2 separate regions of the Homo sapiens genome follow, and region 1 is linked to region 2. A link is an interaction called in ENCODE POLR2A ChIA-PET data of the cell type or tissue named here. Cell type or tissue: PC-9. All regions are shown on one strand. Each heading gives the region's core, and the rest is flanking DNA. Links, peaks and the distances in the headings are about the cores only. Region 1 has its middle 15 kb from the start of CPM. Region 2 overlaps TODL (transcript overexpressed in dedifferentiated liposarcoma).

Region 1 (8,339 bases), core at 155-8,154, 77 kb after region 2:
GTCCCCATCTTGAAATTTTTAATAATTTCATTTTGCACTGGGTCCCACAGATCATGTAGCCCGTCCTGGAGATGGGGGGCTGGCAAGACATAGCCTTCAGAGAAAAGAAAGTTCAGGCTAGACTCTCACCTGGGCTTTAAACTTCTCTTTCTCTGGCCAAGTACTCTCAATGCCAGAACAAAGTAACCTCATACTGGCTAACCTGGGTCTAAGGGAAGAGCAGGGACCAGCTCTCCCCAGTGGAGGCATTTCCTTGAAGGCCCATATTTTATCCTAAGCAAAAACCCAAAACATATTTGCATTCTGTTCTATGAAATATCTATTAGATACATTTTTAAAATAAGATAGGCTTTCCCTCAAAAAAGCAATCTTTAAGTAGCATTGATGCTTCAAGAGGATATACCCTTATTATCACTTGGATATGAAGTCCTTCTGGCCCCCAGATAATCTCAAATGCCATAGCACAACATGGCATAGCACAACATGTCCCGGAGAGGAGAGAGGAAACTCCAATTCAGCAAAAACCCACACACGGATTGCAGCTTCCTCCCTCCCCTCACATGGTTTCCCATGGCCTTCACTGGCACATTGTGTAACTGATGGCATCTGGCTCCTTCCTTTCTGCCCTTTGTCCTTTTCCTCTTCTTAGGAAGTCATGTTTACTTGCTAGAACACTGCCCTAAAATAGCCTTATATTTCCATTCCCAGTCCAGGGTGTGCTCACAGCCAGTCTAGGTTATTCCATGAGGCCCCCGGGCTCCTGGTTGCTCTGCTCCCTGGGCTCTGGCACCTCCCAGTTTCCATGCCTCCTCCCTGCTCTGGACATACGACCCACTCGCTGGTGGTGGGGGCTGGCACGGCCAGCACTTGGCATCTGCAATATGAACCCTAACGATGATGAGAACCTCCAGGCTTTCCCTTGCCTATCAGCTTTGCACACATAATACCCTCTTCCTAAAATGACAGAAGATTCCCATCTGTCCCTGGGGCTCAGTGTAGATGCCACTTCCTCTGGGAATCCTTCCTTGACATACTCCTCTCCCCTACTCACCACCAAGATGAAGCTAGTCCTCCCATCCTACTCCTTCTTTTCCTTGTAGGAATACTTACCACACTGTACTTACCACACTCTAGTTAACTTGCCTGTATCCCCAGCTAAACCCTAAGCATGATCAGGTCAGGGATATGCTTGCCTTGTTCTTCAATGTATTCCCAAAACCTGAAAGCCTCAAAAACATTGTTGAATGCTGTTGAAGTTTGAGCATTGTTAAGTGATTTTTATTTATTATATCACAACAATCCTAAAAGGAAAGGATTAGTGTTCTCATTTAACACTTGAGGAAAGTAAGGCTCGGAGAGGTTGAGTGAGTTTCCTAAGATCACACAGTTGTAAGTGGTACAGCCAGGCTGTCAGACTTTAAAGTCCATATGTTTCATTCCATGTTCCAAAATTCAATCAGAGAAGCAGAACCACTAGGAGTGATATAGACTAATGGATTTGTTTTAAGGATTGGACCTTATGCAATTGTGGGAGATCATTAAAAGCTCTATGCTATGGCTTCTGCACCCGGTGCTTGGGTCTGCAGTCTGCAGGGAAGGTAGTTGGCAAGGAAAGATGGACATGAAGTTGGAGAAGGTAAAGACAAACTGGAGCCTGTGGGGAAGAGCTGGGCCTCCAGACAGACTGGAACCCATGATGGTATCTCCCTACCTCCAGGCCTACCACTTCCACGTGAGGATCACTTTGAAGAACAGCGGCACCTTAGTCAGGAGTAAATACACACCTGGCCTGGGGGTCGCGGAAGCTGAAGGAGCAATCTGGCAGGCTCTATAAGGGCTGGTGGACCCAGCTGCTGCCTCATGCCTGTCAGGTGAGCCAGCAGAGAAGCAACAATGTATGTGAGCTACAGTGGCTCTAATGCCCTGGACTGACCTTCTGAGCATAAAAAGAATAGGCACTTAACTCCCACCTTCCAAATCTTGGACAAAGCTTCTGCTGTGGCCCAATCAATCCACAACCATGCTGGGAAAAAAATTCAGGGAAACCCAGTTCCAGTTTAGCTAAATTGATACAATATAAATCTATTTCCCTTTCTCTCCTACTTGCTTTACTGTTACAAATTACAAAATAAGATTTCCATTTCCTGAAACCCAAGATTTATAACACTAATATATAACATAATGTAGTATATTAATTATTTCCTACCTTTTTCAATACCCTGTTGGCGCGCATTGGGCGAATGAAGATATACCTTAGTGGTATATCTTCTTGAAGCATCAATGCTACTTTATATTAATTATTTACCACCTTTCAAAACCTTTTTCTACACAGCAGTTATTCACCTTCTTTTAGAACATGCACCTTAATTTCCCTCTGAGGAACCAGCCCTGCCTCCACTCTTAGTCAATATGGTTTAGGTGTAGCTGTCTGCCCCCTCACTCCAGGCATGAGCACGTGAACAAGGCCCAAGCACACTGCATCCTCTGGCCTCAGAGGATGGCTCAGGCACAGGTGCATAATCTTCATTCGCCCAATGCAAGCCAACAAGACCTAGCTGAAGCTTTGATTTGACTTAAAGGGAAGCAGACTCTTCCAGGTCTTGACCTGGAGATGAGAGGCTGTCTGAGAATGGAGCAAACACAGTGAATGCAACACTGATTATGAAATGAGAGAAACCAGGTCTGGGTGCCATCATTTGAGTCCCTGGGCATGTCGTTCTGAAGCCAGCCTCACCTGCAATTTTCCATTGCTGTACCTCAACTGTGTTCGCTTGCTTGTGCACCACAAGCATGATCCATAATTCAACAACCTAATACACCTTCTTTGAAAACCTACTGCACAACCTCCATTGATAATAGCAACATTTACTGAATGCCAGACACATTGTTGAGTGCTTTATGTGAACAATCTCATTTAACCCTCTCAAACTCCTTATGAGGTAGGTGCTATCAATTATCCACATTTCTAAAGAAGAAACTGAAGCTTACAGGAGTTAATGCCAGGAAGAGGATGAAGGTGGTAAGTGGTGAATTCCTAATTACAACTTTAAACACCAAACCACAGTCATGTTGGCACTCAGAATTTGAATCCTTATCTACTGGGCTCCAGAATCTGTACTTTTTAATTTATTTACTTATTTCTGAGACAGGGTTTTGCTCCGTTGCTTAGACTAAAGTGCTGTGGTACAATCACGGCTTACTGCAGCCTTGACCTCCCGGGCTCAAGCGATCCTCTTGCCTCAGCCCCCTGAGTAGCTGGGACCACAGGTGTGTGCCACCATGCCCAACTAATTTTTGTATTTTTTGTACAGATGAGCTTTCGCCATGTTGGCTAGGCTGGTATTGAACTTCTAGACTCAAGTGATCCACCCACCTCAGCCTCCCAAAGTGCTAGGATTACAGGTGTGAGCCCAGAATCTGTACTTCTAACAACAAAAATAGTTTCTAATACATACAAAATACTTGATAGGCCTGATGGAGGATAAAGGAATTAATAAAGTATATTTTGTGTCCTCCGGGAGCTTACCATTTAGTGGAGGAAATATGTATTCCCACAAATAACTGTGGGGCACCAAGTTATGAGTACTTTTACCTCCACTCCAATCTGCCACTGGCTACTGAGCAATGGTCCAAGGTTAGAGCATCATATTTAGCCATAGTATACATTGGCATGCTTACTGGGTTGTGTGGCAGCAATAAATGGCAACTGAACCAAAAGATGCAGGAGTCTAGCAAGACTTTTTACTTCTGGAGCAATTTCAGGCTTCCAAATCCTTACTGAATTACCCTTAATTGCAATTTCTCGTATTACTGAGATGATGAGAGTCTAATCATTGAGACTATTTCCTCCTAACTTTGTTGCTATATGCAGGCAACCAAGCTTCATTCTGACTGGGGGTTACGCTAACTTGGATTTTAAAACCCAATTCTGCAGTTCAAGAGAGATGATAAATGGAGTAGAGGGACCTCCTCCCTACCCTCCCCCCAAAACCCCCAAAGCCTTCCCAACTCCCTATATACTCTAAAAGACAGACACTAGAAACTAAACAACACATAATCTGATGGGCTGATCAATAATGCATTGGTTTTATTACCTGAATATTTTGGGGTTACTTTTTCATGTCAGTCTCTCATGTCAAAAATTCTCATTTCCCTAATGCCTACCCCCTCAGGCCCTCATCTCTCTTCCATCTTCCTCACGAATGATAATTTAAGGTCATAAAACAGATAGCTTCACACTTTCAATATAAACTCCAAAAAATAAATTGTTAGCGGTATTTATCTGACCCCTATATTCTAGCTATTATAGTCAGATAATAAAATCCAGGGTGCTCGAGGGAACAGATCAAGGGGACAGTTAGAAAACTTAAGCTTCAGTGTTTCTGTTGACTCTAGAAAGGCAAAACTAAAATAACTCATCTGTAGCCTGAATATCATTCCCAATAGGAGTTAGATAAAAGCCTATCTTGGCAAAGCTCAAAGTCCTTAAAGTTTGGGTCTTATTTGTTTGTTTGTTAGACTATTTTGGATCTTGAGAGTTTGCTTTGGGATGGGGAACAGCTATTAGAGCTGTTTGGCGAGTGGGTATGCTAGAAATGGGTTGAAATTATGACATTAGTATAAATTTTTATAAAAATCTAATTTCTAGACTGGGCAACATAGCAAGACCTTGTCTCTACTAAAATAAAAAAAAATTTTAAAAAAGCTGGCCATGGTGGCACACACCTGTAGTCCCAGCTACTTCGGGGGCTGAGGCAGTAGGAGCCCTTAAGCCTGGGAAGTCAAGGTTGCAGTCAGCCCTGATTGTGCAACTGCATTCCAGCCTGGGCAACAGAACAAGACCCTGTCTCAAAAAAAATAATAATAAATAAAATTAGTCATTATATAAAAATTCTTTCTTTTCTTTTTTTTTTTTTGAGACAGAGTCTTACTCTGTTGCCCAGGCTGGAGTGCAATGGCGCGATCTCAGCTCACTGCAAGCTCCGCCTCCCAGGTTCAAGTGATTCTTCTGCCTCAGCCTCCTGAGTAGCTGGGATTACAGGTGCATGCCACCATGCCTGGCTATTTTTCATATTTTTAGTAGAGATATGGTTTTGCCATGTTGGCCAGGCTGGTCTTGAACTCCTGATTTCAGGTGATCTATGTGTCTTGGCCTCCCAAAGTGCTGGGATTACAGGCATGAGCCATTGCACCCGGCCTCAAAATTATTTCTAATGTGTGCAAAGATATCTGATAAAAACTACATGACTATGTAAAATAAAACATACTATTTCCTCTGCCTGGACTTTCTATTTCTTCACCCTTCAAGTTACAGCTTAAACAGATCCATCTTCTGGAAGCTTTTTTGAACTCCACTTAACTCCATTTCAACTCAATGAGCACCTTCTGTGCTCTTGAATGCAGGTTTCTGATGACTTTGGAGGTTGTGCCACTGGAATAGAGGGAAAAAACTTCTAGGACTTTCATGGAGAGCTTATGTGTTCATGAATATTGAGCAGAACAGGAGTTATTTGCATGGACTGAGCAAACAGAAGACCAAAATAATCTTTTTATGATTTTTTGCTTAAAACGTTGCTTATTCTTTGTGTTTTTCAGAGTCAAGAAAACTTTTTTATTTGGAGCTATTTACAGCTTTTAACAACTGAGTAAAATACACTCCAGTGAGCAAATTTTGGAGCGCATTTCTTTCTCTCTACCTTATTTCTCTGTAATTTGGAAACTATGTCTACGTATACTTAATTTATGGTAGTATCGCTATTTGCATAAGTTCAGTAAGCATCTGTTTTCTTTTGTAACAGGACACTATTAGAGACACTAGTTATTTTACCAAGGCTTTGACTGGAATGACATGTTTTCAGACTTTTCAGACTGCTTTGAGGAATTGAGGTTGAGCTACAGAGCTGATAAAAATTCCTTGGAAAAACTGGCCACCTTGTTTTTACAAGGTTCCCAACCTGTGGTAAGTAAAAATGTCCCTTTCTGATAGGCCTAGGAATCCCAAGTTATTTTGGTACCTCTAGAAATGAGGAATTCATTCAATTCATACAGGTATCTGCAGGCACAAATAAATCTTTGGCTGGGCTCAAGATGCTTTTAAAAGGTCTAATCTGAGATTCCTTATTAAAAAAACATCCAGCAAAGCCAATTTTTTAAAAAGGCCTATATAGCAAATAATTATTCATGTTATGTTTCATGCAAACAATTAGGCCTAGTATAAATAAAACCAAAGCTTATTTTGCAAATAAATTGGTCCTGCTATGATTTGTCTTTGGTAAAAATGGGGGAAAACTGGAGAGGGAAAAATTATGTTTCAAAAAAAACCTATAGCATGCCTGTTATTAGATTCTAGCCTTGGCTGGGCACAGTGGCTCACACCTGTAATCCCAACATTTTGAGAGGCCGAGGCAGGAGGATGAATCACTTGAGCCCAGAAGTTCGAGACCAGCCTGGGCAACATAGGGAGACCCCATCTCTACAAAAAATTATTTAAAAATTAGCTGGGTGTGGTGGTGCACACCTGTAGTCCCAGCTACTTGGAAGGCTGAGATGGCAGGATCACTTTAGCCCTAGAGGTCGAGGCTTCAGTGAGCTCTGATCATGCCACTGCACTCCAGCCTGGGCAACAGAGTGAGACACTGTCTCAAAAAAAAAAAAAAAAAAAAAAAAGAAAGAAAGAAAAGAAAAGAAAAAAATTCTAGCCTTGTCCATTGTTTGTGAGCCTATACTAATGACTCACATCTGATTGGTTCTTGGGGATATTTACCTGAATCCCTCAAGGCTTCAGATCAGTTCTGCAAGGACTCCTGAAGCTAAGACTTTCACACCTTGCATTAGGTCTCTTGTAGTTTACTGTTCTCTTAAGTGCTATACTAACGATGTGGATAAGAATACTAACGTTTTTGTTATACCAACATTGGGGACCCAACAAGGCACCTGGGAATACATACAGACAACTGCAAAATGGTTTCACTCCTCTTACCTTGGGGGCAACCCTTGCCCCAACTATACCCCCTGTCAACAGGAAGAGCAGTTGTCAGCCTTTTCCCATCTCCCCAGCTCACACCTCAGGATTGAGGTGTGCTGAAGCACAAGGGAGGGAACTGAAACCACCTTTGCAAAGATTATGACAGCAAGAAAAGTCTAACTTGACTGACTCCATCTTGCTTCTAGTCTCACAGGCTGGCTGTCTTTGCTAATTCCTGGGGGCACAAAGAGCTAACCATGGGAGGGATTTAGTTTATAGTTTCACTTGGAAGCAAGGATGATAACAGTCCCTCCCTAAAACTAATCTCCTCCTTGCTTAGAGAGTGAAAACTAATGAAAGGCCACAAGATTAGGGTTATTGGAGGGACCTGAATTCTGCTAAAGTATAGGTATACTTTTATAATCCCTTACTGCTCAGGAGTCATGTGGCCAGAGGTCACAAGATTTGTGACTTCCCCAATTGCTCTTATAGATAACATCACTACTGTAGAACTTAAGATTGGTCTCTTGAGATGTTTTTCAGATTTTTGTATTCTGGCCATCAACTGATCCTACCTGGACTCATGACTCATGACTCAACTGGTCCTGTGGCCCCCACCCAGAGGCAGACTCAGCTCACTGGGACAGTTTTCCACACCCCTATGATTTTTTTCCCAACTAATCAGCAGTACCCATTACCTAGTCCCCGCCCACCAAACTATCTTTAAAAATCCTAACGTCTGAGTTCTCAGAAAGACTGATTTGAGTGGTAACTCCAGTCTTTCTGCTCTGCTGCCTTGTCACTTCTTTATTGTAATTTAAAAAAAAAAAACAAAAAACAAGGTGAAGGAGCCAGGCATGGTGTCTCATGCCTATCATTCCTGTATTTTGGGAGGCTGAGCTGGGCGGATGACTTGAAGCCAAGAGTTTGAGACCATCCTGTGCAACGAAGTGAGGCCCCATATCTACAAAAAATAAATTATCTGGGTGTTGTGGCATGTGTCTGTAGTCCCAACTGCTCAGAAGGCTGAGATGGGAGGATTGCTTAAGCCCAGAAGTTCAAGGCTTCAGTGAGCTATGATTATACCACTGCACTCCAGCCTGGGCAACAGAGCAAGAAACTGTCTAAAAAGAAAAAAAGTAAGTACGTTCTGATAGTATGTCTCATAATATCCTGTAATTTTCTTTCTGTAATAGGCATCAAAATGGCAACTGAGTGACTGCTTATCTCTGTATCATCTTTCCCAATACAATATGAACTCTATCAAAGTGAGGACTATGTTTCTCTTTTACACCATGGTATTCATAGTGCTTAGCATATTATTAGATGTTCATTAAATAATTATCAACAGAAGGAATGAATGAACCAATTAATC
Region 2 (8,339 bases), core at 197-8,196:
AATGCCGCTGTGTTCCAGCATGAACCCCACAGAGTCCAAGAAGCCTAAATTTAATCCGTATTGTTAAGAAGATATATTTGTCAAGCAGGATAATAGAATGTACTTAACAGTTGATAGTTTCACTTATAACTTTAAAAGTTTCAGACATTTAGAATGCGAGCTCCGTTTTGGTTTTTGTATGAGCCCCATAAATGTTAGGAAAGAACCTGTCCAGGAGTTACATCAAAACTACAGCCATAGGTCAGGGGTGGTGGCTCACACCTGTAATCCCAACACTTTGGAAGGCCAAGGTGGGAGGACTGTTTGAGGCCAGGAGTTTGAGATCAGCCTGGGCAACATAGTGAGACCCCATCTCTACTAAAAATAAAAAAAGTTAGCCAGACCTCATAGCATGTCCCTGTAGCCCCAGCTACTCAGGAGGCTGAAGTGGTAGGATCCCTTGAGCCCGGGAGTTCGAGGTTGCAATGAGCTATGATCACGCCACTGCATTTCAGCCTGGGTTACCAAGGGAGACCTCATTTCAAAGATAAAAACGAAGCAAAGCAAAACAAAACAAAACAAAACAAAAATAACTGAAGTCATAGATGGAGCAGTCAGCATGGAGGAGATATTTGAAGCTGAGGGAGAGGCAGTAGAGTGTAAAGAGGGCAAGTTCTACATTCAGACTGCCTGGTTCTAATCCCAGATCGGCCACCTACTAGCTGTAGTACTTAGGGCTACCTTCTGTACCTTGATTTTCTCATTTGTGAAATGGAGATGTTAATAGCACCTCATGGGAATGTTTCAAATGTCCAGTGAGTTCATCCATGTGAAGCACTTAGAACAGGGTGGCATAGAGTAAGCTCTCAATACCAAGCAAGTGGGTAAATAACCTGCAGAAGGAGCACAGAGCAAGAACAGAAGATGCTCAGGGAAGCCTTGGAAAGAAAACCTAGAGATGCATGGAGGGCAGACAGTGTCCCCAGCACCCAGTGCAGTGCCAGGCAGGTGGCAAGTGCTCAGTAACTGTGGATGGATTTGTAAAGGATCCTGGAAAGGAGACTGAGAAGGAGCACTTAACACACCAAATGAAGCAGAAAGGTCAAATGATGGGAGCCCTTAGATTCCTAATCAGGAAATACCTTTAAAAGGACATTTCAATTCACAGAAAGTCAGATGGCAGTAGATTAAAGAATAAGTACGTAGGTACTTCTCTTTTTAGTTTAGCTTAGTAACTCTAGTGGAAGCTACTCTTTTTAAAGAGTTGACAGTGAAGGGAAGAAAGGGATAAAATAGTAGCTGGAGGGGGATGGAAGGTTGAGAGAACTTCCTTTTATGTTAGAGGAAATATGGGCAGACATGCTGCTAAGAGAAAGGAACCAGCGGAGAGGAAGGGATGATTAATGGAGCAAGAATCTAGGAGAAGGAGGGGAGAAAATGGAATCAAGAGAAAAAAGCATAGGAGTCAGTCTTATAAAAGAATGCCATGCCTGAGGTGAAAGGAAGCAGGATGATCGATAAGGATATAGAGAAGTATTGAGGCATAATAAGTTGAAGAAATTCTTTCAGTTCATGCAGGGGAACTTGCATTACTGGAAGAGCAAATACACATAGCTGACTAATAGGGAGCATATTCCTTTACCCATTGTGGTGAGACTCTAAAGAGGCTCACGCACTGTAGCCTCTGCCTAGCTTGTGTCCCTATTCCATGGAGCGGTAGTTGGCAAACTACAGCCTACGGGCAAGATTTAGCCTGCTGCCTGTTTGTGCACAGCCCCTGAGCTAGGAGTATTTGCTTTTTTTTTAAATTGTGATAAAATATACATAACATAACATTTACCATGTTACCCACTTTTAAGTGTACAATTCAGTGGAATTAAGTAAATTCACAGTATTATGTGACCATCACCATTATCCATTTCCAGAATGTCGTCATCCCAGACAGAAACTCTGTATCTATTAAACACCAACTCTCCATTCCCGTCTTGTCCCAGCCCCTGGAAACATCTATTGTACTTTCTGTCTCTATGAATCTGCCTATTCTAGGTACCTCATGTAAGTGGAATGATACAATATTTGTCCTTCTGTGTCTGCCTTGTTTCACTTAGCGTAATGCTTTCAAGTTTCATCCATGTTGTAGCATTTATCAGGATTTCATTTCTTTTTATGGCTGAATAATATTCTATTGAGTGTATACACTATACTTTATTAATTCATCTGTTGATGAAGGTTTGGGTTGTTTCCACATTTTGGCAATTGTGAATAATGCTGCTGTGAAAGTTGGGATGTAAGTATCTAATTGAGTTCCTGCTTTAAATTCTTTGGGTTACATACTATATTAGTCCATTCTCACACTGCTGTAAAGAACTACCCGAGACTGGGTAATTTATGAAGCAAAGAGGTTTAATTGGCTCACAGTTTCTCAGGTTGTTCAGGAAGCATGGTTTGGGAGGCCTCAGGAAACTTACAATCATGGTGGAAGGGCAAAGGGGAAGCAAGCACCTTCTCCACATGGCAGAGCAGGAGAGAGAGAGAGCCAAGGGGGAAGTACTACACACTGTTAAACAACCAGAGAACACATTGACTATCATGAGAACAGCAAGAGGGAAGTCCGCCCCCATGATTCAATCACTTCCCACCAGGCCTCTCCTCCAACATGTGGGGATTACAATTCAACATGAGATTTGGGTGGAAACACAGAGCCAAACAATATCACATCCCTGGGAGTGGAATTGTCAGATCATACAGTAATTCTTGAGAAACAGCTAAACTGCTTTCCACAGCAGTTGCATCATTTTACCTTCCCACTAGCAAGATCAAGGGATTTGATTTCCCCACATCTTCATAGTACTTGTTATTTTCTGGGTTTTTAAAAATTAGGATGGCTGCTAATGAGTAGTCATGCTAACAGATATGAGGTGAGATCTCGTTGTAGTTTTGATTTGCATTTCCGCATTGGCTAGCGAGGTTGAGCATCTTTTCTTGTGCTTATTGGCCGTTTGTATGTTTTCTTTAGATAAATGTTTATTCAAGTCCTTTGCCCATTTTTAAAGCAGGTTGTTTTGTTATTGTCATTGTTGTTGAGTTTTAGGAGTTTTTTATACATTTTGTATATTACTCTCTTATCTGATATGTGATTTGCAAATATTTTTTCCCATTCTGTGGGTTGCCTTTTCACTCTTTTGACAGTATATGTGAGAGTTTGAATTATCATAACAACTCGTATGTGAGTTTATGTGTGTTAGATGTGAGCTACCTAATACTCCTTCAATAAAACTCTTCCTGCCTCAACAGTTAGGGTGGCCTCTGTTGTCTGCAATCAAGAACTCTGATTGATACATTCAGTGAAGACAATTATATTATACTTGGCAATATTTCCTTAAAAGGTAGTGTTTTATGAGAAACCCTTAATTTCAATTGGGACTTTTGTACCAATGTTTATTGCTCCTAACCTTCCAATGTTTGTAAAACTGGTTTAATAGAATTTTTATGTCACAAAGGGGGTACAATGAAGATTATAAAACTAATAGATGAAATCTAGACACAAAAAAGTAAAACTCTGAATAAGAAACCATAACTGAAATGGCACATTTAATTGTAGGAGTTTAACTCCGCATACACTCGATTTTGCTGCAACTGGACAAGAAAGAGATACATTTCTGAGAAAAAAGCAAAGAAAATCAAGTCCCAGTAGTCTAAGTTTTTAGAGCAGAAATCCTAAGAGTATCTCAAAAGAAGCGAGATTGTTGATCATGGAAGTGATTGATTATCATGAGGTTAACACACCTTGGAGGAGATGGAGATAAGCAGGTAGAGAAGGAGGTAAATGCTCCAGGCCCAAGGTAACAATTCAGGATTCTAATCTCAGTTATTTCACTTACATGCTGAGTAAGTTATTCATTCAGAGCTGCTCCTATTAATTCCAGCCAATGATTATACTCTTAAAAAAACAAGGTGCGCAAATTAGAATGCTTGCTTTCTTGTTATTTATGCATGTTCTCTGTCTATCCCACACAGCCATGTGAGTAATAGTGACCTCATCACAAAAAAGAAAAAAAGAAAAAAAAACTCGCATAAACTCTGCTACAGGAATGCACGTGTTTTTCGGACCCAGACTTTTTTTTTTCCTGTTTGATTTATCTCTCTATTATTGGAGATTTTACTTTTTCTTCCTGGTTTGCACATGCTGGTCTTATCAAGAGAGAAGTACTTCTGTCCCATGTTCACCACTTCCATAGAAACAATTCTCTCCAATCTTTCTAATATGAGAAAAGCTGGAAGACAGAAATGAAAAAAACAATTTAAATTGGAATAAAGATTTTTGTTTTTTTTAAAAGCGCACATCCACTTCAGCTGACAAGATGATTCCTGAAGAAATCAGAACAGACAAAGAAGCAAGACAGAGAGAATAGGTAAGCTAGTATTAAGTGAAAGGTTGACAGGGAAGTCAGTTCTCTTCGGAGCAAAGCACACCCTGGCAGAGATGAGCGGGCGTTTAACTCTCCAAGTCCACACCCAGTGGAGTGCGTCACCCAGGCTCTTACCTTTCGTAGCTGAAGAACGCCTTGTGCAATGACCTGTGCCACAGCCAGCTAATGACATGCAGCATCAGGCATCTGAGAAATAATTAACTGCCTGCCCTTCATTTTCAGCCTACAATTAGACAACTGTGGCTGCAATTGTGTGTGCAGTTTTCCAACAACAAATAATTGTGGCTAAAGGCATGCTTGCATTGTGAAAGGGAGACATAATTGGGACCCCCCTTTAATAAGTTAGTACCTAAAATGTAAGCAAGTATATAATTTGGCTAGTGGAAAGACAACCCTGACTTTTTTTAATTACATTTTTATATTTTAACAAATGCTTTCCCTAGCCCATTTGCAGACCTCACTGCAGCATTGTTGGCATAGAACAATCATAATTAAACTATAAGTAAGAAATGCCACATCACAGATGAACCAACACTGAATCCTAGCAGACTGTAGGGTACCCTGTATTCATTGCAGAAGAGGCACCAATAAAGGCCCAAAAAGCAAAGGACGCAAATTATTTCATTCTACTTGAAATATTAACAGAGTCAACCGCAGGGCACCCAGCACAGTGCCCAACACGTGGAAGACACACATGTCTCTAATTGATGCTGTGTTGAGTCCCCTTCCTTGTGCTCCCGCAGCATTTAAAAGGTGGCTTTACTTTAGCCCTTAGTGCTTCCTGTCTTCTTTCCGTTTGCTTGTTTGTCTGTCTGTCTCCCCCACTGTCCTGTGAGCTATTGGAAGGAAACATCCATGTCTTTTTCATCCTTTATTTTCCTGAGCATATTTCTGTCTCTGGTGTCAGAAAGCCACATTAGCCTCTGTCAAACAAAACAAAACAAAACAAAATGACAGGAAAACGGGGAGCTCTTAGTAGGATTCCCTTTCTTTCCTCCATCTCATGGGGCTGCCTCCTTTAGGGAGCTGGCCTCGTTCTCTCTGCTGCAGGTGGGTGTTCTCTATGTGGGTGATAGCATAAGCGGATGGCTCTTCAGTCAGACTGCCTCAGCTTGAAGCTGGTTCCACTACTTACTTAGAATAAATTACTTAAGCTCTTTGAGTCTCAGTTTCCTCATCTGTAAAACAGAGACAACAACAATAATAATACCTACCTACCCTATAAGGTGGTTGTAAAGATTAAATGAGATGATAATACACAAGCAGAGCCAGGCATGGTGGCTCATGCCTGTAATCCCAGCACTTTTGGAGGCCGAGGCAGGAGGATCACCTAAACCCAGGAATTCAAGACCAGCCTGGACAACATAGTAAGACCTTGTTCTACTAAAAATAATAAAGTTAACCAGTCACAGTGATGCATGCTTGTACCAGCTGCTTGGGAGGTTGAGGCAGGAGGATAGCTTGAGCCCAGGAGTGCGAGGTTGTAGTGAGCCATGATTTCGCCACTGCACTCCAGCCTGGGTGACAGAGCGAGACGCTATCTCAAACATTTTTTAAAAAGGCACAAGCAACTCACAGCGGTACCCAACACATGGAATGTGCTCAATAAATGTATGCTAATATACTATTAGTGTTGCTATTTTTGTGGAAGAGGTAGAGAGATAGGCATGACTATAGACATTTCTAGGTGATATCATCCTAACTTAGAGACCCCAAAGGAAAAAGGGGAACATTTATATCCCAGTATCTATATAAACAATTTCCAGGAGGGACTGATTAGCTATGTGTTATAGAGTTCACCACAAGCCAGGCACTACAGTAGGTGCTTCCTATGCATCATCTCAGTGAATTTTTACCACAGTTCTATGATGTAAGTACTTTTTTTTTTTTTTTCCATGAGACAGAGTTTCTCTCTGTTGCCCCGGCCAGAGTGCAGTGGCAGGATCTTGGCTGACTGCAACCTTTGCCTTCCAGGTTCAAGCAATTCTCCTGTCTTAGCCTCCCGAGTAGCTGGGACTACAGGCGCACGCCACCACGCCCAGCTAATTTTTGTATTTTTAGCAGAGACCAGGCTTCACCATATTGGCCAGGCTGGTCTGGAACTCCTGACCTCAGGTGATCCACCCACCTTGGCCTCCCGAAATGCTGAGATTACAGGCGTGAGCCACTGCACCCATACGTAAGTATCATTTAGTTCCTCACTTTACAGGAAAACCAAGGCTTAGACAAGTTTATTATTGATAAAACCAAGGCTTAGAGAAGTATATTACTGATAATTCAGGGGTTGTAAAACTCTCTTCTGTAAAGAACCAGGTATTAAATATTTTAGGATCTGCAGGCTAGATGGTTTCTGTCACAACTACTCAACCCTGTCACTGTAGAACTGAAAGCAGTAATAGACAATATGCAAACAAATGAACATGGTTGCGTTCCCACCAAACTTATTTTATGGGCACTGAATTTTGAATTTCATATAATTTTCATGTGTCATAAAATATTATTTTTCTTTTTTTTTTTTCATTCACTTAAGAATATAAAAGCTATTCTTAGCTTAAGAACTCTACAAATAGAGGTGGCAGCTGGATTTTATCCTTGGGCTGTTTGCTGATTCCTGTTTTAGTCACTTTCCAAAGGCCACATAGCTAAAAGTGGAGGATCAGCCAGGAGCAGTGGCGAGGGCCTGTAGTCCCAGCTACTTGGGAGGCTGAGGCAGGAGGATCACTTCAGGCCAGGAGTTCGAGCTGTAGTGCATAATGATCATACCTCTGAATAGCCACTGTATTCTAGCCTGAACAACATAGCAAGACCCCATTTCTAAAAATAAATAAATAAAAATGGTGGCTCCCAGCTTCAGGTCCAAGTGCCATGACTCTTGGGGTCTGCACACTTAACCACAACTATGCTAGCAAAGCAAACAATTTTTGATGGAAGGAAAATGCCCCCTCCCTCCATTAAAAAGCCAGTTTTGTATCTATTTGTAAATTCATTTTAATATTCCCAATCCATATATGTGTCTGTTCTTTGGATTTTCCTTTGAACTGGTTGTGCCATCAACCTGATTCCCTCAGTAAATAATGAGTGAAATAATATCTTTTACATGTATTCACCTTATATCTGAAGGAGAATCAGGATTTTACTTTTTCTTAAAATTATCCTCTAGGAAAAGGCACACCTGTAATCCCAGCACTTTGGGAGGCCAAGGCAGGTGGCTCACTTGAGCTCAGGAGTTCAAGACCAGCCTGGGCAAATGGCGAAACCCCATCTCTACTAAAAATACAAAAATTAGCTGGGCGTGGTGGCGCATGCCTATAATCCCAGCTACTCAGGGACCTGAGGCAGGAGAATCTCTTGAACCCAGAAGCAGAGGCTGAAGTGAGATCTTAACCACTGCACTCCAGCCAGGCCGACAGTGATGTCTCAAAAAATTTTTTAAAAAGTTTTTTAAATTAAAAAACTAAAATTATCCTCTAGCAGTTTTGGAGGTCTTCCACTGAGATGCTCAGTGGGTTCACGTGACAGAGCCAGGTAAACTCCATCAACAGAAATGGGCAGCTTCATGGGCAGCTTAAGTCCAGGCACATCCATTCTTAATTTTTAGAGGCGAAATCAAAATGACAACAGAACTTTGCTTGCTCCTTGCTTTTGTTGTTGTTGTTGTTGAGACAGGGTCTCGCTCTGTTGCCCCGGCTGGAATGCAGTGTGATCTCAGCTCACTGAAACCTCTGCCTCCCAGGCTCACCTCAGCCTTCTGAGTAGCTGGGATTACAGGCATATGCCACCATATTGGGCTAATATATATATATTATATATATATTTATATATTTTATATATATTTTTATACATATATATATCTTTTTTTTTTTTTTTTTTTTTTGCAGAGACAGGGTTTCGCCATGTTGCCCAAGCTGATCTCTAATTCCTGGGCACAAG

The links. Peaks named below come from ENCODE experiments on the same cell type or tissue, not always from the same donor. Only the 100,000 strongest peaks of a DNase experiment are listed, where the experiment ranks them.
Region 1: POLR2A ChIA-PET joins it to region 2 with 5 read pairs; 2 of 35 experiments call an interaction of 5 or more read pairs at or near these places.

The regions. Positions count from the first base shown.
Region 1 is chr12:68,944,174-68,952,512 of GRCh38, reverse strand. It overlaps a transcript of CPM not described here. Among named protein-coding and RNA genes, the nearest start is that of CPM, 15 kb to the right of the region's middle. In PC-9, for the core only: no CTCF peak of the experiment used is centred there; no DNase peak of the experiment used is centred there.
Region 2 is chr12:69,020,774-69,029,112 of GRCh38, reverse strand. It overlaps TODL (transcript overexpressed in dedifferentiated liposarcoma), which reads right to left. Exons shown (of 3, transcript XR_001749099.2): 3 at 3,782-4,253. Among named protein-coding and RNA genes, the nearest start is that of TODL, 17 kb to the right of the region's middle. RefSeq lists a silencer at 2,385-2,614 and an enhancer at 3,756-4,955. In PC-9, for the core only: no CTCF peak of the experiment used is centred there; DNase peaks (open chromatin) are centred at 1,532, 3,962 and 4,502; H3K4me3 peaks cover 1,015 bases; H3K27ac peaks cover 1,587 bases.